Linked DNA regions of Homo sapiens: region 2 is linked to region 1. The links are chromatin loops, found by intact Hi-C in ENCODE. Cell type or tissue: left ventricle myocardium inferior. All regions are shown on one strand. Each heading gives the region's core, and the rest is flanking DNA. Links, peaks and the distances in the headings are about the cores only.

Region 1 (5,387 bases), core at 258-5,257:
GACAAGCTGTTAAGTCCAGCTAGAGGGTTAAAGGGCTGTTTTTCTTTTGGTTTGTATGTTTTTAATCGTGATCCACCAGAGGATGGAAAATTTCTGGCTTGGACGTCTGGTCAATATATTCTGTCTCTTTGAGAGAAAACGAAGGTCTTAGTAATGATATTAAAGTTTGTTTATGCTTTCATGTTGTTATAATTGCAAAATAAAAACCAAGACCACATCAAATACTTCAGACATTTTTTAGCGATAACTTTTTAAAATTTAAAATTTTATTTTATTTTATTTTTGAGAGAAGGTCTGGCATTATCGCCCAGGCTGAAGTGCAGTGGCATGATCTCAGCTCTCTGCAACCTCTGCCTCCAGGGCTCAAGCCACCCTTCTGCCTCAGCCTCCTGAGTAGCTGGGACCACAGGCACATGCCACTGCGCCCAGCTAGTTTTTGTATTTTTTGTAGAGGTGGGGTTTCACTATGTAGTGATAACATTTTTAAAAATATTTTTAAAGCAAGACCTCATCTTTAAAAAAATATATTTACATTAGTCTATTATTCTAATATCTATAATAAGATAATATGTGTGTATGTTTTAATCAGCATTTATACTGTAGGGAGGTAAAAGTTATTAGCATACAATATGAAGTTGTAGTAAGAAAAAGTTGGGAGATACAGTCTGATCTAGGTGAACCTCTCATGTCTCCAAGTCCTTACCCTCCATAACTACCTCAGTACCTCTCTCACATCAAATTCTACTTGTCTTCCCATTATTCATTCTGTTCTGGCCATACTGGCCTTCTCTTTATGGGCTCTAGAATCTTTTAGGGTCTTTGCATTTATAATTCTTTCTGTTTGGAATATTCTTCCACCAGATAGCTGCATAGCTAGCCCTTGCTTCCCTTCAAGAGTGACATTCTCACAGAGGACTTCCTAACTACTCTATGTAAAATTTCATACACAGCCCATTCCAAACACATACTTCATGTCCCCATTGTTTATTTTTTTCTCTCTGGCACTTAGTATCTAACATATGTATAACTTTCTCCCCAGTAGAATGCAAGTTCTATTGGCACAGATTTTTATCTTTTTTATATATTGCCTAAAACAATGCCTGGCACATAGGAAGTACTTTGTTGAATGAATTACTCCAACATACATCGATGTCACTGATAGTAGGTATACATGTTAGCATTTTTTGCTTTATTATTTCTCAAACTGAGCTAGCTGAGAGGCAGTTTGTCTTCTGTTCTCCTAAACTGCCTTTGTTCTATAATTAGGAGGAATGGGAAAGGACAGCTGTCTTAGGAAATAATTATTGATTCTTTTTCTGTTTAAAGAGCAGAGTCCTTCTAGCTTGCTGCCGGTTAACCTTGTTCCTTTTGTAAGTGCCTGCCAAAGGAGGAATGGGATAGCATTGTGTGAGATGGGGCCTTGTAGGTCACATTAAACCAGTGGTTCTCTGGGGAGATGAAAAAGTCCTGGAGATGGATAGTAGTAATAGTTGCACAGCAGTGTAAATGTACTTAATGCCACTGAATTGTACACTTAAAATAATTAAAATGGTAAATTTTATGTTATGTATATTTAACCACATCTTAGGGGAGAGAAAAGCCTAGGTTCTCAAAGTATAGTCCAGAACCAGCATAGCAGCATCACCTAGGAACTTGTTAGAAATGCGAATTCCCAGCCTCCATTCCAGAACTGTGGATGCAGAAACTGGAGGTAGACAGCCTCATGATTTGTGTTTTAACAAGGCATTCCTCTGATTCACACCAAACACTAAAACACTAAAATTTGAAGATCACAGGATTTAATAATTGTGTCTTAATCCTGAGTGCTATGAAAATCTATTGAAGAGTTTCATAGACTTTTCCCATGGCCTCATAACTGCATAATTAACTTTGTCAGAAATCCTGACCACATTAGGGGTAAAATTGAAAAGTGTTCTAGAAGTTTTATCAAAGTTAATGTTTTACATAATATTTCAAAAAAAAAATAAACTTAACAGTTAGAGAGCCTGCTGTGTTTCAAGCATCTTACCAGATGCTCCCATATTTGCTTTTCCATTTAACCCTCAAATCAACTTTGGTACAAGAAACACTGCATTATCCACATTTTAAATGAGGAAACAAGCTAAAAGCAGTTAATTTATCTCCTTTCCACTAGGTGGCACTGATGTTGTGTTTGCCAGATCCAGGCAAAGCTTTCTGGCATTTATAGCCCTAGAAAACAAAATAAATGAGGCCTTTTATGAAAAAGACTGTGTGCCAGGTAACCACAAATAGAGATTCCAACTTCTGGTGTGTCAAGAGTAAGGACCTCTGAAAATCCATTTTTACCCAAAAGCAATGATAACACTGCCAGAAGTTGGCAGAAGCAACTTTTCCAGAACTCTGGAAAATTACCAGGCATTTGTGACAATCTGAGGAGCATTTATCCAAAAAAAAAAGCCTGAAATCGTGGTAGGACAGCAAGTTTTGTGGAGTTTTAACTTGCTTTATTCCTGTCTTCTTTCAGCTTCACAATAGTCTTGAAAACCAACAGCCTCACAAATCACAGTTACTTTGAAAACCAGCAGCCTTGCAGGCACTGAAGAAGGCAGAATGGGTTTAAGAGTTTTCCAAAACTTCCAGCTGCAGAGAATTGTTACTATTTGACTTGTCTGACAGTTCGCTGGAAACCCCACTCACAGGGCTTATCTTTTTTCACCTGACTTGGAGTTTATTCACTGCAAACAGTGTTTTCCCTGGTGCATTTGTTGAAAATAATCAGCAGCACTTGTTTGACATAACATGGAGTGGGTAACAGCTGGGTCAAACAAGAAGCTGGGGAATGAGATGTCCATCCTGACATCTGGAAAGCTCTGACATATTTCTAGAATGTAATATGTGTAAGGTTGGACACATTTTCCAGGAAAAACCTGAGAGGTCTCTAAGCTCTCACCTCACATTTAGTCTCTGTCCGAGCACGAATGGAAGGTGTGTTAGGCCAGTCTCGCATTGCTAAAAAGAAATACCTACGACTAGGTAATTTATAAAGAAAAGCAGTTTAATTGGTTCATCGTTCTTCAGGCTGTACAGGAAACATGATACTGGCATTTGTCAAGTTTCTAGGGAGGCCTTAGGAAACTTACAATCATGGTGGAAGGCGAAGGGGGAGCTGGCATGTCACATGTCCAGAGCAAGAGCAAGAGAGATCAGGGAGGTGCCACACACTTTTAAACGACCAGATCTCATAAGAACTCACTATCACGAGGACAGCACCAAGAAGGATGGTGCTAAACTATTCATGAGAAATCCACCCCCATGATCCACTCACTTCCCACCAGGCCACACCTCCAACACTGGGGGTTACATTTCAACATGAGATTTGGGTGGGGGTACAGATCCAAACTATATCAGAAGGCTAAGGCAGTGTTGCAGACTGCCTGCCTGAGGGTAGAAGACATGCCCCAACATGCACACACAGCCCGTAGGCAAACACTTAATAAACTTAAAGGCATTTATTAGTCTCTCCAGTTACTAGCTGACCACTAAGATAACCAGACAGACCTCTGTGGCCAAACACACAAAGGATACAAGGAGAGACTATGAACAACTCTATGGCAAAAATTACATAAACCAGATGAAATGGACACACTTTTAGAAAAAGAAAAATTATCAAAACTAAGTCAAGAAAAAATAAAATATCTGAAAAGTCCTGTAACAGGAGATTGAACTAGTGATTTTAAAACTTCCTGCAAAGAAAAAGTCCAGGCCCAGATGGCTTCAATTGTGCATTCTACCAAACATTTAAAGAAAAAAATAGAATTAATCTTTCACAAATTCTTCCAAAATACAAAAGAGGAGGGATCACTTCCCAATACATTTGATGAGGCCACATTATCCTCATACCAAACCCCTCCCAAAAAAATCTCAAGAAAACTATAGACCCATATATATCCCTTAGGAATATTGATGCAGAAATCCTCAAGAACTGCTACAAAATGAATCCAGTGACATGAAAAATTATAGACTGATCAAGTGGGATGTATGCTAAAAATGTAAGGTTAGGACTCCTGACTCAACATCATTCACCATGTTAATAGAATAAAGGAAAAAAACACATAACCACATCAGTAAACACAGAAAAAGCATTTGACAAAATGCAACTCCTCTTCATTATAAAAACACTCAGAAACTATGAATAGAAAGGAACTTCCTCAACCTGATAAAGGGCATTAAATGAAAAACCCACAACTAACATCGGACTTAATGGTGAAAGGCTGAATGCGTTTCCCCCATGACATGACAAGGATGTCCATTTTCAACAGACATTTCTGTTCAACACTGTACTTACTGGAGGTTCTCGTTAGGGAATTTAGGCAGGAAAAACAATAAGTGGCAAAAGAAGTAAAACTATATTCCCAGATAACATGATCATGTATATAGAAAATCCTAAGGAATACACACACACATACCCTGTTAGACTAAATGTTGAACAGTTTTGCAGTATGCAAGATAAATGGGCAATAAATAATGCAAACATGAAGAAAATTCCATTTATAATAGCATCAAAAAGAATAACGAAGTTTAAAACGTACTCTGGAAATTGCAAAAACACTACTGAAAGAAATTAAAGAAGACCCAAATAAATGGAAAGACATCCCATGTTCATGGTTTGAGAGACTTAATATTTTTAAGATGGAAGAATTCCTCAAATTGATCTATGGATTCAACACAATCCCCAACAAAATCCCAGCTGGGGTCTTTGTAGAGATTGACAAGCTGATCCTCAAATTCATACAGAAATTTAGAAATTTAAGGGACCCTGAGTAGGCAAACTAATCTTTAAAAAGAAAAGCCAAGTTGGATGACTCATACTTCCTGATTAAAAACTTAACTACAAAGCTGTAATAATTAAGACAGTGTGGTGCTGGCATAAGGACAGACATTTAGATCGGTGGAATAGAATTGATAGTCCAGAAATATACTCTCATATTTACAGTCAATTGATTTTCTATATGGCGCTAAAACAACTCAGTGCGGAAAAGAACAGTCTTTTAAACAAGTGGTGCTGGGAGAACTGGATATTTACATGCCAAAGAATGAATTTGGATCCTTTTCACAGAAAGTATACTAGTATAACTCAAAATGGATCACAGACCTAAATGTTAGAGCTAAAACTATAAAATTCTTAGAATATAGGAGTAAATCTTTGTGATATCGTATATGGCACCAAAAGCTCAAGCAATAAAAGAAAAGATGGATAAACTGGACCTCACCCAAATTAAATTTTTTTGTACTTCAAAGGACATCATCAAGATAGTGAAAAGATACCCATGGAGTGGGAGACTATATTTGCAAAGTACATATCAGATAAGGAAAGAACTCTTACAACTCAAAAATGAAAAGACATA
Region 2 (5,387 bases), core at 68-5,067, 110 kb after region 1:
GCTGGCACCTTGATCTGGAATTCTAGCCTTCAGAACTGTGAGAAAATAAATTTCTGCTTAAGCCACACAGTCTGCAGTATTTTGTTATGGTAGCCTGAGCAGATTAATATGTCTACTCAGTGGAAATCTGGCAGAAACTTTATCAGACTAAAAGGTGGGTGTAATACGGATGAGAACTTGTGAATAATTCCAAGGGAATCATATTTAAAGGTGATGAAAAATGATATAAAGAAGAGTGCTGGTTTCCTGAAGCAGGCAGCATTTTAGCTATGAAATATCACAATATGGCACAATAATAGTAGTGTTGCAATGATGTCCCAAATTCAAAATCTGAGTGGGACGCGGTAGTTCACGCCTGTATTCCCAGCACTTTGGGAGGCCAAGGTGGGAGGATCACTTGAGCCGAGTTTTGTAGCGACCCTGTCTCCACAAAAAATACAAAAAAATTAGACAGGCATGGTGGCAGGCACCTGTGGTCCCAGCTACTTGGGAGGCTGAGATGGGAGCATCACTTGAGCCTGGGAGGTCAAGGCTGCAGTGAGCCAAGATCGCACCACTGAGCAAAATCCCATCTCAAAACAAAAAAAAAGATTCGTTAAGTTTCAGTTTCAGGTCAAAAAAAGGAAAAAGCCAACAGTAAACTCCAACAAAACCAAAAACCTAAAATTAGACTTAAGGAAGTAACTTAGAGGTCTGTATTCAATGTGGAGTTGTAAGGGTAAGCAATTAAAGCCAGTGTTGGAAGCATGCATACATATATATATATATAAAGAAAGAAAGAATAAATGATAAATAAGGCAAAAGATAAACAATTGAGAAATGTCAATGAAGGCATATAGGAAGTCTCGTGCACTTCTTAAAACGTTTTTGTAGTTTGAAATGATTCCAAACTTTTTAAAAAATCTAAAAGGAAAGAAATGTTACGCAAAAATTAAATATTCAACTGCTTTTTTATTAAAGTGTCATAGGCAGCAAGTTGAATAAATGAAGCCTAGCCTTCCACAAGTCCCATGTTCAAATTTGCTTTGCAGACCAATCACATACAGAAGACAGTAGACTTCTGTGAGCCTGTTTCCTCATCTGTACAATGGACATAATGATACCTCATAAGGTGAAGAACATGTAAAAGCATACTTCCCACTGTCTGGCCCTTGTATAGTTTATACTTGGGAGTTACTGAAATGGTCATTATTTTTTCTCTTTTGAACTATTAAATATGGTGAATTATATTAATAGACTTTCTAATACCAAATGATCCTGTTTCTTTGGATAAACACACTTGGTGATGGTGTGTATTACCCCTTTCCAATTCTATTTGTTATATTTGTCACACTGAGAGCTGTTTGAAAAAAAACACGGGTATGATTCCAATTATATGACATTCTGGAAGAGGTAAAACCAGAAACAAACAAACAAAAAACCCAGTGGCTGCTGGGTGTTTTGGGGGAAGGCAGGATTAACAGGTGGAACACAGAAGAATTCTAGGGCAGGAAAACTATTCTGTATGATACAATAGTAGTTAATGCATGCTATTACACATTTGTCAAAACCCAAAGAATGTACAACACTAAGAATGAACCATAATGTAAACCATGGACTTAGAGTGAGGATGATGTGCCAATGTTGGTTCATCAATTGTTTTAGCTTGATCAGGCTACTGTAACAAAACACCATCAACTGGGTGTCTTATAAACAATAGAAATTTATTTCTCACAGTTCTAGAGGCTGGAAAGTCCAAATCAAGACCCTGGCTAATTCAGTATCTGGTGAGGACCCACCTCCTGGTTCACAGATGACCATTTTTTTCACTGTGTATTCACATAGCAGAAGGGGCTAAGGAGCTCTCTGTGATCTCGTGTAAGGGCACTAATTCCATTCATGAGGGCTCCATTTTCATCACCCAAAGGCCTCATCTTCAAACACCACCATACTGGAGATTGGGTTCAACACATGAATCGTAAGGGGACATAAACATTCAGTCTACAGCATTACTTGTAACAAATGAGCCATTCTGGAGCTTGTGCAATGTTGATGGTGGGAGAGTCTATATTCATGTGGGGGCAAGGGGTTGACGGAAACCCTGTACTTTCCATTCAATTTTGCTATGAACCCAAAACTGCTCTAAGAAACTGTCTGTGTGTGTGTGCGTGTGTCTGCGCACACGCATGTATGTGTGTATTTAGACTTCCCACCCCAAGAGGGGACAACCAATCTCATTTATGGATACTGGTGAGATTTTTAAGTTTCACTCCTTTCACTCTATTACTTCAATGGATGCATTTAGACTTTGGGTGAGAGAGAGAGAGAGATTTTTTAAAACATAAATATCTCATCAGTATCCATAAATGAGATTCGTTGCCCCCTCTTAGGATGGAGAGGGGATTACATTTGTTCTGTTGGGAGAGACTCTTTTTTTTTTTAAACACAAGCCTCAAATGTCCCTCTAAAGAGTCTAATTAATGTGTCTGAAGCAGACAGACACCTCTGGGTTTTTCTTCCTTTTAAGATCCCCAAGTGGGCCAGGCACAGTGGCTCACACCAGTAATCCCATCACTTTGGGAGGCCAAGGGGCGGGCAGATCACTTGAGGTCAGGAGTTCGAGACCAGCCTGGCCAACATGGTGAAACCCCGCCTCTACTAAAAATACAAAAATTAGCCAGCATAGTGGCATGCACCTGTGAGTCCAGGTACTTGGGAGGATGAGGCATAAGTATGGCTTGAACCCGGGAGGCAGAAGTTGCAGTGAGCCAGGATTGTACCACTGCATGCCTCAAAAAAAAAAAAAAAAAAAAATCCAAGCAAATTCTGATATGCATCTGCAGTTGAAAATCACTATAGTAGAGCAAAAGTTTTATTTTAAAACAATGTAAAATACAGTTGAAAATGAAGGCTGAAGTTGGACTGAAGATAGCTTTGATAGGAAAGAAAGGAAATAAATCTCTATGTCTGTAATAAGAGGAATAACAAAGTAATTGTATGAGAAAATTAGTTTATCCTAAGCAAATATTTTTAGGTGTTATCACCTAAGCTACTAATTAAAAATTGTAAGTTACTTTTCAAAGTACCCTCTCAGGAATCAGAAGCCTTCAAAATTAAAGCCATTATACCTAAATTTCCTCTTGTTTTCTAGAGAAATAAAGCCAAAGAAGCAATAAACTTAAAAACAAGATGCAATACTGGTGGTGAAATAGAAACACACTCTTTCAAAGACAGATCCCCTCACTTTCTCCTTCATGTCTAGTTACTCAATTATCAAATTTTGCTTATTCTATCCAAAGTCTTTGATTTTATCTGATCCGATCTATTCCCACTGCCACCAGCCTGGCTCAAGTCTGTGTCAACTGACACCTAGATAACTACAACAGCTCTAAACCAGCATTCTTAACCTCAGACTCTTTGCTCCTCAATTCATCCTACACAGCCCTCAGATTAATCTCAACACCCTTTTCACTGTATCACTTCAATGGATAAGGAACTACAACGTTTTTAACCACTTCTTAGAACAAGTCTAAACTTCTTGGTCCTGCAAGATCCTTTTGTCTGGATTCATTCAATACCATTCTCCACCACTCTAAACCCAAAACAATGAGTGTAGATCTTTTTATATTTTTATTATATTCAAGATGTTATATATTCAGTGCACTGGGTCAGCCCACCTAATCAGTAAATCTCAAACACATTCTAAATGTTCTGAATATTTAAAATCCATAATACTCTTGTGGAACAACTTGAAATCCTAATATACTTAATTCCACCATATAAATCAGGCATAATTTTATTAGAAAGTATATGATATGCATTTACTATTAAAAACCAAAACTACAAGAAAGTATGACTACAAAAAAGTTATGAATTTAAATAAGTGGAGTATAAGTATAAAGTGTTCAGTTCATTTGAAAATATAAATTATTGATGTTAACAGCTTCTAGTCAAACGATAGTAGGTCCGTTTAAAATATTTTAATAGAAATTAGAAAAGAAAATTAAAATTTGAAATATCCTACCCATTCTTTTCCTATACGATAATTAAGGAGTAGCTTTATTTTTATTAAGAGCATTTCAGTGTTCAATGAAAGCAAAGTTTGAAAAACCCTTCAATAAAGCTTTTCCTGTGAGAAGTCAATGTGGCAGACATATGATTCATAGGTGTTCATCTCTGGCCTCATCTTATAGCTCTAACCAATAATCCAATGGCAATACATATTTTCTTTCACAGCCCAGTTTCAAATGTTTTCCTTTGAGAGGTTTATCATAACCTTTGCCCCAAATTCTGACCCCCAACTCCCAGTATCTATAGGTTCCCAAGCTGGGAAGTTCTCCAAAGACATTCTCAATATCAAAACACTTAAAGGAAAATATCTGTCAAGGATCTGGAGAACTCAAACCCTGAATTGAATACTTCCACTTTTAGAATGTACATAAAGGAAACAAAACTAGTAGTATGTGTAAGACTGTTCACTGCAGTGTGATTATTCTAGTGAAAAATTGTAAAAAACCTAAAAGTTCCAATATGAGGGCTTGGTTAAAGGAAATGTTCACAATGTATTGAGAAAACAGAACACTAACATGAAAAATCTGAATGCTGGGAACAAAAACCCAACCTACACTATTCTCTATACTTTCGAAAAATATTTCGTAACTTAAGAAATCAGAATATAGCTGGGCGCAGTAGTTCACACCTGTAATCCCAGCACTTTGGGAGGCCAAGGCGGGCGGATCACCAGAGGTCAGGAGTTCGAGACCAGCCTGGCCAACATGGGGAAACCCCATTTCTATTAAAAATACAAAAATTAGCCGGGCGTGGTGGCGGGCGCTTGCAATCCCAGCTACTCGGGAGGTTGAGGCAGGAGAATCACTTGAACCCAGATGGCAGAGGTTGCAGTGAGCTGAGATTGTGCCATTGCACTCCAGCCTGGGCGACAGAGCAAGACTCCATCTCAAAAAAAAAAAAAAAGAAAAGAGAAGATATCAGCATATAAAATTTGAATATGGAAATATTATTTTATCTTCCAAATTTTCTGTGATAAGCAATATACTGATTATACAAGAAAAAAACTTTCAAAAAGTAGAGCTGAAAGCATATGTTTACTATGATAAAGCTTATCAACCTACCTAAAACACTGAATTTCTATACTTTTCACTACTATTTTTTCAACTGAGTATGCTGTTATTTCTTCAGAAGTTCTGATCTTTATGGTCTTTATGAAGGAGAAAAATTATCTCTTATCTAAAAGTTGAATGATTTTTTGGGGGGTTAAAAAAAAAAAAAGACAAATCTTTCCAGAAGATGACATAAAGGGTTCGTTCCCTCAGTAGTAAAAAAATTTTTAATCGCAAAAACTTGCCTTCATTCAATTCATATCCATTAATGAATTTAATAACCACTGT

Evidence for each region. Peaks named below come from ENCODE experiments on the same cell type or tissue, not always from the same donor. Only the 100,000 strongest peaks of a DNase experiment are listed, where the experiment ranks them.
Region 2: a loop joins it to region 1, with 2.3 times the contacts of the local background. A loop is called at or near these places in 17 of 110 quality-filtered maps.

The regions. Positions count from the first base shown.
Region 1 is chr3:122,390,927-122,396,313 of GRCh38, forward strand. The region is part of intron 1 of FAM162A (family with sequence similarity 162 member A); the gene reads left to right. Among named protein-coding and RNA genes, the nearest start is that of FAM162A, 9.4 kb to the left of the region's middle. In left ventricle myocardium inferior, for the core only: CTCF peaks have their summits at 2,138 (motif pointing right) and 2,337; no DNase peak of the experiment used is centred there; H3K27ac peaks cover 2,645 bases.
Region 2 is chr3:122,502,503-122,507,889 of GRCh38, forward strand. All of the region lies in intron 1 of KPNA1 (karyopherin subunit alpha 1), which reads right to left. Among named protein-coding and RNA genes, the nearest start is that of KPNA1, 9.7 kb to the right of the region's middle. In left ventricle myocardium inferior, for the core only: no CTCF peak of the experiment used is centred there; no DNase peak of the experiment used is centred there.